Regions from separate parts of the Homo sapiens genome. Here region 2 is linked to region 1. Evidence: chromatin contacts called from ENCODE Hi-C or POLR2A ChIA-PET data. All regions are on one chromosome and are shown on one strand. The core of a region is the stretch at or near the end of the contact, and the rest is flanking DNA. Distances in the headings are between cores, read along the strand shown. Region 1 holds the start of LINC02731 (long intergenic non-protein coding RNA 2731). Region 2 holds the start of JAM3 (junctional adhesion molecule 3).

What was found. Hi-C counts contacts between places; a loop is a spot of excess contacts on that map. ChIA-PET counts read pairs that join two places held with the same protein, here RNA polymerase II (POLR2A). Pooled maps may share reads with other maps.
Region 2: a map of naive thymus-derived CD4-positive, alpha-beta T cell shows a loop between it and region 1 (10-fold over the local background). The contact joins the promoter of JAM3 here to the promoter of LINC02731 in region 1. A Hi-C loop is called at or near these places in 4 of 168 maps with a recorded cell type or tissue (CD4-positive, alpha-beta memory T cell, CD8-positive, alpha-beta T cell and naive thymus-derived CD4-positive, alpha-beta T cell), 5 of 37 single-sample maps with no recorded cell type and 15 of 50 pooled maps. POLR2A ChIA-PET finds 5 or more read pairs at or near these places in 18 of 52 experiments (A673, AG04450, CD4-positive, alpha-beta T cell and 13 more).

What each region holds. Positions count from the first base shown.
Region 1 is chr11:134,028,918-134,034,955 of GRCh38, reverse strand. LINC02731 (long intergenic non-protein coding RNA 2731) reads right to left here and starts at 2,684. Exons shown (of 3, transcript NR_027276.1): 1 at 2,096-2,684. RefSeq lists enhancers at 1,165-1,892, 1,893-2,620, 3,321-3,820.
Region 2 is chr11:134,065,337-134,071,374 of GRCh38, reverse strand. It overlaps JAM3 (junctional adhesion molecule 3), which reads right to left and starts at 2,303. Exons shown (of 9, transcript NM_032801.5): 1 at 2,216-2,303. The coding sequence starts at 2,291. RefSeq lists a silencer at 2,309-2,498.

The DNA.
Region 1 (6,038 bases), core at 1,435-3,934:
ACCTGTGTTACCCTGGGTAGGCATAGGGCTGTCAGAGGAAACCCCCAGTAGCACCTACACATCTATGATGGGCAGAGGAAGACCACATTTTTATCTAGTCCAGAGACCTCAATGCTTCAAGCCATGGTGGCTGGTAGGGGTTAGGGTAGCCCTGAAGGAGGGGAGGCAGGAAGCTGGGGCCAATGCCAGCATCAGAGGGAGGCCAGCAGTTGGCACAGCGCTGGCTTATGTCCAGCAGGAGCATGTGAGAGGTGAAGGCACCATTCTGCAGGAGGGCTGGCTGGCCTTGGGGCTTAGAACAGGCTCCAATTCAGTGCAGAGCCTTTATTCCTTTAGCTCAGCACGAACAAACCCAGGGTGGTGCTTATCTCCCTCAGTTTTATTCCTCCCCGGAGTGGTATTCAGAGAAGAAATTCCACTGGGACACCTGGTACTTGGTACTGCAGATGAGCATTTCTGGACATGCTAGGTGGAGGGGAGAGGCTGAGGCTGGGGTCCCAGGACCCTGGGTTCCCGCAAAACCTCAGGGCTCCCTGAAGTGAACGTAGGAACAAGCATGGATGGGTGGAAGAGGGCCTCTGTGAAGCCCATCCCCGGCCAGGCCCTGCTCTCTGCAGAGGTGATCTGGGTGACCCCCTCCCTCCTCCAGCTCTGCAGCAGCTCCCGGTTTCCAGCAGGGCTGGCCAGGAAGCCGTGGCCAAGAGGGAGCTGGGTAGACAGGGCCCAGAAGTCAGAGCAGTCAGGGGTGGAGCGTGCAAACTCTGCAAAGCTCTAGCCTGGCTCCACCCCTTGCCTGCCTGAAGCTCAAAAGGATGACATCACCCAGACTGAGGGCTCCAGCCTAGATGGGCTTCATTAGCAGGGAAAGCCGGCACCTGCAGGGCTCAAGGACTTCCCGGGTTTGCGGGAGGCGGTCCTCTGCTCCTCTTGTGAATCCGGTTCAGCTTTAGGGGTCTCTGCTCTGAGTCTTGGAGACAGCACGTGGCTATTCGGGCTTCCAAGTCTGGGGCTATGTTTCTTCTACCAGAGACCAATCTCTCGGGCACCAGCATAAGCACTCTTTCCTTCCACCCTGCCAAACGCTGCTTTTCCTTGCCAGCACCGGCTGCAGCTCCATGTTTCTGAGGCTCCGTGGAGAGGATTAGATCACTGATTCTAACCAGGCAGAGTCAGCCCACAGCAAACCTAATGTCCCCCTCCCTGTGGGCTCATGTACCCTCCCCAGCCCCCAAACCCTACTGGGTGCTTGTGTTGCCTGCTTGCAAAGCATATGCTTGGCTGCTTGCTTGGTGTCTGCTGTTTATCTGTCTCTTCCTACTGAACTTCTGTTTCTTCTTGGCCCATCTGGCTCCTGTGGTGCCCGTCTTTTGCTCGGATTGCGCCTGCAATCGACACTGTCCTCCCCACCCGCTTCCCCTCTACCCTCTTCCCTCCCAGGGCTTGCCTCTTGTGCACTTTGGGCCACTGGCAGGCACCCCTGACCTTGGGTGTGGGACCAGCGAGGACTGCCCCAGGCACAGTGGGGAGCCTGATGTCGGGGTGTCCCTGTAGTGTTCTGACGATGTCCTTTGTGGAGGGGCTTGAGGGGGTGTGGAGGGCAGTGTGGGAGTTGCCTTTGGACTGGGGCGAAGGCTAGGTCCTGGTGGAAACCTCCCTCTCCCTGGCCCTTCTGAGCTTCTTGGGGTGGGGGCACCACTCACACCAGACTATTGTAGAGTGATGGGAAAATGGCCTGTGGGTAGCAGCTGGAGAGAATGAGGTCAAGGAAGCCCCAAGGCTCCTCTGACCCAAAAACCAGGGTCCACTCAGATCCTTTCCGCTCAGAGGTTATGGCAGTCTGGTGGCTTGGGTGGCGGCAAGGAGCTGCAGATGCTCACATCCAGGCAGCCAGGGGTGGAGAGGGCTCTGGGCGTGGCAGCTGTGCCAGCAGTGCTGCCGGGGATCTGTCCCCACCCCGCCTCGTCCCAGCCTCTTGGCGCTAGTTCCCGTGCAGCCCAGACGTTTCTCCCCCTCTCGCCCCTCCCACAGCGTGCACACCCCTGCACATGCTCCCACCCGAGGAAGAGCTAAGCACACTGCAGCGGTTCACACTCACCCCTCCAACGCAGCCCGCTTCCTTCCGGGCGTGATGTGGCAGCTCATGGCTTCCCTGGGATTCACGAGGCCCTGGGAGGCAGACGGAGCAGGTGGGCGGAGCCTGGAGGAGGATGGAGGAGAAGAACCGGAGCCCCCACGGGGCAGGGCTGCCATTCGTCTGCCTCTCTGGACCAGGGTTGCTCCTCCAGGCTAAGGCCGGCTGCCGAGGAGGCTGTGCTGGGCCTGGAGTCAACAAGGATGCACGTGCTGGGGGCCATCAGCTGCTGCTCCCATACAAGCATCTGCTCCCACCAAACCCACAGGGCTTGGCTGCCAGGCCTTGCTGTGTGCCCACTCTGTGGCTCTGTTCTTTGTCTCTGTTGTTCCATCTGCCTGCTCCACCGGCTGCCTGGCTCAGCTCCTCTCGGCCTCTTTATTTCTCTCGGAATCTTCTTCCTGTTCCTCATTTCTCCCCATCCTTCTCCCCGTCTCTGTGCAACCACATTCATGCCCTGGTCTCCGAGACCTTCTTTCCTCCTCTGCCCTTATCAGTCATGCCTCTGTGTGCTTCTCTGCGTCTCCCCCATGTTCATTCTCCTGCTCTCTCTCTTGCTGCCTCTCATGCATATTCAGCAGCTCCTTGAAAACCCACCTAGCTTATTCTGCGTGTTAAATGCCTAGATCTGCTTCAGGCATGAGACTTCTTAGCCTCTAGCTCTAGGACGCCACCTCAGATCACAGTCTGTACTAATTGTGTAGAGGATGTTGGTGAGCCCACCTACCTTCCACCCAAGCATGGCTCACTCTACAAGTTCTCCTCTTCTGACCTGAAACAAGGCAGCCCCAAGGTGTGTCAGGCCCACAGCAAAAGCCATGGTGCACAGGAGGACGAGGACAAGGACGAGCACAAGGACGTCTCCTCTTAAAGAAACCCGAGGGCTTCAGTCCTGGAAATAAACGTAGGATCCAAAGTGTCTTCATCCTTTGGTGCTTTTACAGTCCGTTTTCATCCGCTCTATTATCCCCTTACAACTCCGTGGGAGGGGTATCAATGAAGCAGCTGTGGAGTTCAGACTAGAGGGCACTCCACCAGTGCGGCCCAGCATTTGAGGAACAGAGCTGGCATCAGAAACTTGGCTTCTGAATTTTTAGCCCTTGTCTGTGGCAGGTGAATGGACAGAAAGAGTCTGGAAAAACGCAGAAAGTGGCAACTGAGGGACAAGAGGACTCAGAAGCAGAGCAGAACCTGGGCTCAGCCCCCAGGGGAGGGTACAGAGATGAGGGAGACGGGGGAAGGCAGGAGAGGGCATGAGTGGCAGGCATCCGGCACCTTCTACCCCCTGTTTCCACCAGCCTTTAGGAAGAGAGGACTGGGGTGCTTGCCCTCACAGGTGACCCACATGTCACGTCACTCCCCGAGCCCCTGTGGCTTCTCCGTCTCCTTTCTCTGCCCTGTTATCTGGCCTCATGGTTTCTTCTCTGCTCCCATCTTCTCTCTCCTTCCCACCTGCAGATCACCTGCCTGCCTTTCCCCTTCATCCTGGGGGCCCAGCCCTTTCCTCTGCCCCAGTCCCCTCCCGTCTTTCTCATCCACCGACCTCTCTATGCTCCCCACCGTCCTCCTCCTAAGCCCCACCTGGCATTTGTCTTCTCACTGCCAAATGAGCCAGCGTGGGCTCGAGGTAGCCAGGAGCAGGGTGGTCGCAGTTCTCCACAGCTCCTGACCCTGGCCTGAGCCCCCAGGGAGCTCCCACGCACCTCTTCCTTATGAACACTGGGGGCGCTGGAGGCTCAGCCCCCGCCCCACGCATACCTGGGGCAGGCTTGCTTTCCAGCCCTTGCAGACTCACGAGGGGCCTCATTCTGGGACACGTTGGCAGCTGTGGGGTCGACACACCTCTTCTGCAGGGAGGGCTCCCGACACTTCCGTCCTCTACCTGCACAGCCGGCCTCCATTAAACACACGCCTCAGCCGGCCTGGAGACTCCATTTCTATCTCCCTGGCGTGGCTTTTCCTCCACCACCAGCTGCTTCCTAGTTTTTACTTGAGGCTCCTGGGACATTGTCCTAATTTTTTCTTCATTTTTCTTTGTATTTGTCTAGGAAAAAAAAAATCAACCCTAAGAAACCCTTGAAACCACACTATGTGTTTTAAACCCTTGACCCCACCACAGAGGACTCTAACGTTGGCCTGGGCCACTTTGCCTGGTCCCCAGGTCGGGAGTGAGCAGCAGGTGCCCTTGGCTCTCTTTTATCTCTTTTATTCCCCTTCTTCTGTGGAACCCCCTCTTGTTGTGTCTGGAGCTCTGGGCTCTGTGCAGTATAAGGAGTCCAGGAGAGAGCTTGAGATGTGAGCTTCCCAGAACACCAGGTGCAGGGGATGTGACACGTTAGGGGAGGAGAGAACTCAGTGGGGAGAAGCAGTTTCTCCCTCTAATTTCATATAGAAGCCGAAAGAGCTCGGTTAAGTCCAGCTTAGTTCAGCTGGGTCCAGCTGTGAGGCTTTGGGCCCCTCACTAAATCTCCCTGAGCTTCAGGTTCTTATCTGTAAAGAAGGAGCAATAATAACCCTGTCCCGCAGGATGGTTGAGAAGATTAAATGAGAAACTACAGGTGCAAGCCCTTCGTAAATTATAAAGAGCTCTAGAGAAGTTATTATTTATGGAGCAGATGTGGAGTATTTAGGCGTCAAGACTAAAGGAAGAGAGGATATGGCAAGCAGCATTTACTCGCTAAGAGGTTTAGGAGGGAATTCTGAGAAAGAACTCAGGAGCGTGAAGACTGCTCGAAGCCCAGGGGCCTCAGGAGAGGGGAAGGCACAGCTCCACTGCCCCACGCCCTCCATATGCTACGAGTGCCATCGTTTGCTTGTACAGACACTGCTGGCATGTTACAACCCTTGCATTGAGACTCTTGTGTTGGGGTATGGAAATGCAGGAGCCAGGTTGGCACATCCAGGTGCAAAGCTGAGGTCCCCACAGGAGAGAGCATGGGTGGTGAGTTTGTGAAGTGGAGTGCTGATGTCTGGAGCAGCTTGACTTCCTCCCTGGATGAGGAGACAGAAGACAGGCTTAACACTCAAAGACAGACACCAAAAACATGATGTCACTATAAAATTAACAACTGAAGTAGGTAAAAGAAACTTTAAAACATTAAAAGGCATTAAAAAAATCCTTTATCTTCCCCCCCTGCATGAGGGCAGTGGGCTGTCTTTAAAGCTCCCATCTGTGCTGGATCCTTGTGGAATTGTTAAGTTCCTCTTGGACAAGGACCTTGTCATTTTGGATTACATTTCTGCGCAGTGCCTTGCAGACATATCCACTTAATAGATATTACTTGACCGAGTGATTGGAAAAGAGCAGAACAAAGAGAGAGAGAAATGAGAGGTGAGCTGTTTTTATGTAAGCCATTGTGTAGGAGACTTGAGCATTCCAGCTTCGGTGCTGATTGAGGCACAATTTAAATCTGACTTCTTGCCTGAAAAGAAAAGAAGTCATAACACCAACAAACCAACTGCCTTGTACTCTTTCTATTTTGGCAGGGTCTGGATAGGATAGAAACATTGGGCTGTTGGGGTTGGAAGGCATGTCAGTAGGGGCAGGGAGGTATGGAATACATATAAGGAAGTTCCAGAGCTCAGAGAAGCAATTTAGAGAATCTGAGTGGACTAGTTGGCCCAATTACTACAGAAGAGGAAACTGAGGCCCAAAAAGGCAAACTGTCTTATTCCAACCCACCTTGCTTTTTGGTGGCAGAAATGGGAACAGAACATAAGTCTTCTGACTCCTAATCCTGAGCCCTTCCAATGACTGCAAACTACCTCCCAAGAATTGGTCTCAAAGAGGGACATAGCACCCAAACCAGGCTGAGCCTGAGGTCTACTTCTGGCCTGGAGAGGAAAAGTCAGACGGAGACAGAGAGCCCATCCCACAGAATGATAATAGCCTCTTGGGGTGTGTGCT
Region 2 (6,038 bases), core at 1,054-3,553, 37 kb before region 1:
TAAAAATTGGATTAACACAAATAATGAAGGATTTCCCATTTAAAACGCACAGGATAACACTCCCGACAAGGGTCTGAATCTCTCCATACTTCTGTTCCCTCATCCACAAAAGGGCACAACAATAGTAACGACTTCTTAGAGTTATCAAGATTAAATAAATTAGCAAACATTAAATTCTTGTAACAGAGCCTGGCAAAGGGTAACCACAAAAGAAATGTTTGCTGTTATATCAAGAACCAAAATTTTTAAGATGAAAATAAATAGTAATAGCAATTGAGAATAATCATAAAAAATAAAAAGGACACAGTAGTCATGACTTCTGGAAGAACAGTTTTAGGGTAGCTTAAAGCATAAACCAAATAATGGAAAAAGAGCCCCTACTAAAAAAAAGATAGCTACACGCCTTCAAAGTGGATTCATACATCCTACTACCTCGATTATTTGTCATTAGAACTAGTTTGCAAAATTTGATTCTTCCTCCTACGCTCTGCATGTGAATCCCAGCCCCTACCAGCAAAAAAGCCACAAAACTAGTCCCTTAGGGGAAGGAAATCAGAGGTTAAGGGTAAGTGAAGCTCTTTGCATTTTCTAGTTTTATTAACAAACTACCAAGTTGAAATTCATTCCTGAGCTAAACTGCCAAATGCTTCTGCAACAAAAACTGCAAACTTTCACGTGAACAGATCTTTTCAACAATAGAGAGTTGTTCCAGGCTGTGAATAGGACAGTGTCAGTGTGACCAACACAGCGGGTGCTGGACATTCCTGACACCCTTGTCCCCTGGCTAGCCTTTGATCACTTATCTCCCAACAGCATTTGGTTTTGGGAATCACTTTCAGGCAAAGTATACAGACTTTGCCTTAGCGTACATAATCTATACGCTAAAACTCATCTTTTGTCACAGCCCATCACGAGCATCCCATTAGCATAAAGCACCAAACACAGGAATGCTTTGTTTTCCAAAATCTGTCCACCTTCACTCCTAAACAGTCCCTCCGTGTTTTAATTTGTATATTCTGGAAAACATCATGGGATGACAGTGGCAATTCAAACAATAAAATAATCTAAGAACCGAAAAAGGTCCTGGTCTGGTTACCTGCGGATGGCTGCCAGGGGAAGAGTGTGGTGTCCTGCTTTAGGTAAATATGAAGTTGAGGCTTCACTACTTAGAATGCAGCCTTGGAAAGCAGACTAGACTTGACTCTGAAAATGGATTAATGAAACCTATCTCACAGAGCTGCTGAAAGGAGTAAACGAGATAATGGCTCCAAAGTGCCTAGTAGACAGTACAAGCTCACTAAAGGAAAGCTATTTTAGTCCTCTGTACAACTGTCCAGGAAAATGTGGATCTAATGAGAATTCCAAACAGAGGGAAAGAAAATGCACAAAACTATCAAGTTTATTAGTGTGTCTTGATCAAATGCCCCGAATGCTATTTCCGGATAAGAGTCTGCGTGGTCTCCTCGGCCAGGCCAGAGACAAAAAAGGTACTGGATTGATATCCATTTTATTTCTGTAAAAGAAAAGCAGTTCCTTTGTGTCGAGTCAAATGAACTGCAGATCCCCAGAGGGCTGTGACCAAGCAGCCCGCCAGGCCTCGGAGCTCTGCCTCGCCGGTCCTCAGCTACGTCCCCCGCTCACCGTCCCTTCTGGAGAGCACAGCACTGCTGCGCAGGGTCTTCCAGCAAGTTCCAGCGCCCACGCCGCAGCTGCCGCGCTCCCTCCAGAGGGCCGTGCCCACCGCCCGGGAGGGGTCCACCCCGGGGACGAGCCCACCGCCCAGCACAGGACCCCGCCTGGGAGGAGCCCACCCGGGGGATGAGCCCACCGCCCAGCACAGGACCCCGCCTGGGAGGAGCCCACCCGGGGGATGAGCCCACCGCCCAGCACAGGACCCCGCCCGAGAAGAGCCCGCCCCCGGGGTCCGACGGCTGTCCGGGACCGACTCACTGCCTGGGACGGGCCCCCCATCCCAAATTAGCTCCCCGCCCCGGTCCAACTGCCGGGCGTCCCAGGGCCCCCGCCCTAGCCAGGCCCGAGTCCCAGCCCTGGCTGCGGGGACGCGGGCGCGCGCCGCCCCTCCGGCCCGGGACCCCGGGAGCCCTCGGAGCCAGGACCGCTATCCTCGCCCGGACCGGCTCCAGCAGCTTCGGCCCGCTCTGCTTCCGTCGCCCCCAGACCCTAGTCTCCCAACAGCGGAAACGCGCAAACTCACCCCTGAAAAGCAGCAGCAGGAAGAAGTCAGGCAGCCGAGCGCAGAGCCGGAGTCGCGGTGGCCGCCTCAGCGCCATGTCGAGGGTTGCTGAGGGGCCAGCGGCAGCGCGGCGCGGCTTGTAGTCCCCGCGCGCATGCGCCCAGCCTGCCAGGACCCTGCGACCCGCCCCAGTTACCATGGCGACCGCCGGGCCCAGCCGAGCCGGCACCATGGTGACAGAGGAAGCTGAGGTCTAGCTGCTTACGGATGCAGCGATGCTCTGGACCGGCACATGGGTTCTCTTTCAATGAACTTGGCGGGAGGAGAGTAAAGAAGTATGTACAAGAGTGAAGCAGGGTATATTTCCATAGCTATAGAATAAATCCATCACAACAGGTCGGAGAAGGAACACTCCTTTAAAATTTGGGAAATAAAGTATTTCTTATTTTACAAATAAGGATGCAGCCCAGTTATCTTGGAAGCATTATCGCCTTCACATCTTTTGGGCCCCCAATTCCAAATTGATGGAAGGAAAAGAGCTGAAATCTGCTTAAAACATAAGCAATACATACATTATACAGCATATAAAAGTGATGTCTTGCTAAAATAATTTGTTTATGTGGTAGATCAAAAGCATGATGGCATACCCAATAGTTTATTCTGCAGAAAAGCAGACTAATTATTTGCTCTGATTTCTGAATACTGGGAGATAGTAAAACCAGGGAAGAACAGGTAAGATGAGGACAAACAGGAAAAATGAAGAGAAGGATAAATTAAAGCAGAAATTAGATCTAAAAAAGCAAGAGTATTTAAAGTCTCACTTAATACTATGGAAAATACTTGAAAAGCTTGTATTTTAGCAAGTATAGAAAGTACACCTCCAATGTTCCCAGAAACAGCAGTCTAGCAACAGAATTCTGAATATAATTGTTAGTAAAATAAGCCAGTTTCCAACTAATATTTTTAATGTTTAACTTTTTCATATACTCATGCTACTTTTTTAGTATTTTTAGTTTTCATGCAAAATAGAAGTATATTTACATATTATGTATACCAAATTTATATATGTAAAAGCCGGGAAACGTGAAATAGATTGAGATTGTTGCCAAGAATATGCTTCAGTTTCCATCACTGTATAATCTTCTTTGTAAATCTTTATAACTGCTCAGATCTTTATGTTAATTGATTACCTTCTCAAAAATCTTATAAAGACAGAATAAAAATTAAAAAATAACTCAATTACCTACTATGATTCTGTCTTTCCTTTCATAAATCTTCTTTATGTTCCAGGTCACCATGCACTAAATCACAAGTAAAAGTGTGTAAAAGTTGTTTTATAATGGTGGCCTCTTTCCCTTTATCAAGCACAAAATCGAGAAATTAAAAAGAAGAAAATTCGTCTTATGCCCACTGACATTTTTTTCTGCCCTCTGTTTTCCCTATTATTCCCTTTAGCTCCTGGTCACATGGCCAGGCATATTTACCTAACTGAAGGAACTGTTTGGGTTACTTGGAAATGTGAGATGGTGTCTGACTGTGGACAGAGCACGGTTTTCAAAAACCAGTGCCTCTTTTCTCCTGCGGAATTTTCAGTGTTTGCGTTGTAAAATGGTCTATCTGTTAAATGGTCTTCCTGCTAGGGAATCTTTTGAAACTCAGACCGAGATTACAAAAAAGGGCTGCATGAATATTCTATAAGGGGCAGAGGTTCCTAGGAGAGTGGATGGCAGGTGCTTCATTGTAAGACATTGATTTTCCTCTGCAGATGGAGTCGGCATGTCATTACCAACAGCTGAGACAGTTCCTGGAATGGAAGTCTAACTAGGGATGCAGCAGAGTGGGGTAGGACACACGTGGCTGTGAAGTGGTCTGCTCTTCCTTAGGGTTTCATTGTTCCCTGGAGAGCTCTGACCCTGTGCAGAAGGGAATCAGAGCTCAATAAGGCCAGCAGCAAAGTCCTGGAAGCATTCCGTGAGCAGGGCTGAGGAGGCTCTGCCTCCATCACAGCATTACTCATCTGAATATGCTTATTTCTAAGGTGTGGCTTACTAGGGAGACATGCACTTCTTAAAAGAGCTCGGGGAACTGAATGTAAACCAACAATAAAATGCTAAGCCCTGGCCAGGCGTGGTGGCTCACGCCTATAATCTCAGCACTTTGGCAGACCAAGGAGGGAAGACCATGAGGTCAGGAGTTTGAGACCAGCCTGACCAACATGGTGAAACCCTGTCTCTACTAAAAATACAAAAATTTGCCAGGCATGGTGGCAGGCGCCTGTAATCCCAGCTACTCGGGAGGCTGAGGCAGGAGAATCACTTGAACCCGGGAGGTGGAAGTTGCAGTGAGCCAAGATTGCGCCACTGCACTTCAGCCTGGGTGACAGAGTGAGACTCTGTCTCAAAAAAAAAAAAAAGCTAAGCCCCTCAACAATCTGAAATGACCCCTCCTCTCAGCCAAAGGCACTGCAAAGTTAACCTGAAAAACTAGTTTAAGCCATGATCGGGGAGTTGGATATGCCTTATTATACCCTCCACCCTTTTGGAATTCAGGCCAACTGACCAGCATCAACATTAAAACAGATCTTAAGACTGATAGGGCCAGGTGCGGTGGTTCAGGCCTGTAATCCAGGCCCTTTAGGAGGCCAAGGTGGGCGAATCACCTGAGTTCAGGAGTTTGAGACCAGCCTGGCCAACATGGTGAAACCCTGTCTCTACTAAAAATACAAAAAATTAACCAGGCATCATGATGCATGCCTGTAGTTCCAACTACTTGGGAGACTGAGGCAGGAGAATCGCTGGAACCCAGAAGGCGGAGGTTGCAGTGAGCTGAGATCGTGCCACTGCACTCCACCTGGGCAACACAATGAGACTCCGTCTAAAAACAAACAAACAAAAAAGACTGATACAACAGACTCTCTCTCTCTCTCTGAAGCCTGTTACCTGGAGGCTTCATCTGCATGATAAAAACTTGGTCTCCACAACCGTTATTCTAACACAGACGTTCCTTTCTTGCTTGCTTTTTTTTTGTTTTGTTTTTTGTTTTTGTTTGTTTGTTTGTTTGACAGGGTCTTACCCTGTCACTCAGGCTGGAGTGCAGTGGCACACAATCGTGGCTCATGCTTGAGCCTCAACCTCCAGGCTCAAGCAATCCTCCCACCTCAGCCTCCTGAGCAGCTGGGACCACAGGTGTGCGCCACCATAGCTGGCTAATTTTTCTACTTTTTTTTTTGGTAGAGATGGGATCTCACCATGTTGCCCAAGCTGATCTTGAACTTCTGGGCTCAAGTAATTTGCCCGCCTCAACTTCCCAATGTGCTGGGATTACAGAAGCGAGCCACTGCCCCAGAGCCAGACCAGACCTTCCTTTCTATCAGAATAATCTTTGAATCTGCCTATGACCTGAAATCCCAACCCCACCCACTTATAGTTGTCCCACCTTTCTAGACAGAACCAATGTACACCTTACATGTATTGACCGATGCCTCATGTCTCAAAAAAAAGAAAAAAAGGAATGTGATCCATGACTTCTGTTCCTTTACTATGCTATTCTAGCCCTGAACAATCATCTGAAGTCAACCCGCATCGCATGAGAGAAGTGGGATCCTTTGACTAATGGAAGTCTCTGACCTCAGAGTCCTTCTTTAAAGCATTCTTCTTCAGGGCTTTTCAAAGACCTGGGTATGTTTCTGTTTCTCCATCTCTCCTCTCTTTAAGTCCCATCTTCCTCACAATATTTTCAACTATGTTATCCCACATTTTATCTCAACTCTTATCCCCTGCTTTTTCCTTCAAAGTATTTCTTTAATTTTATTTAAATAGGAAAACCTTCTCCCACCTCCCTCTAA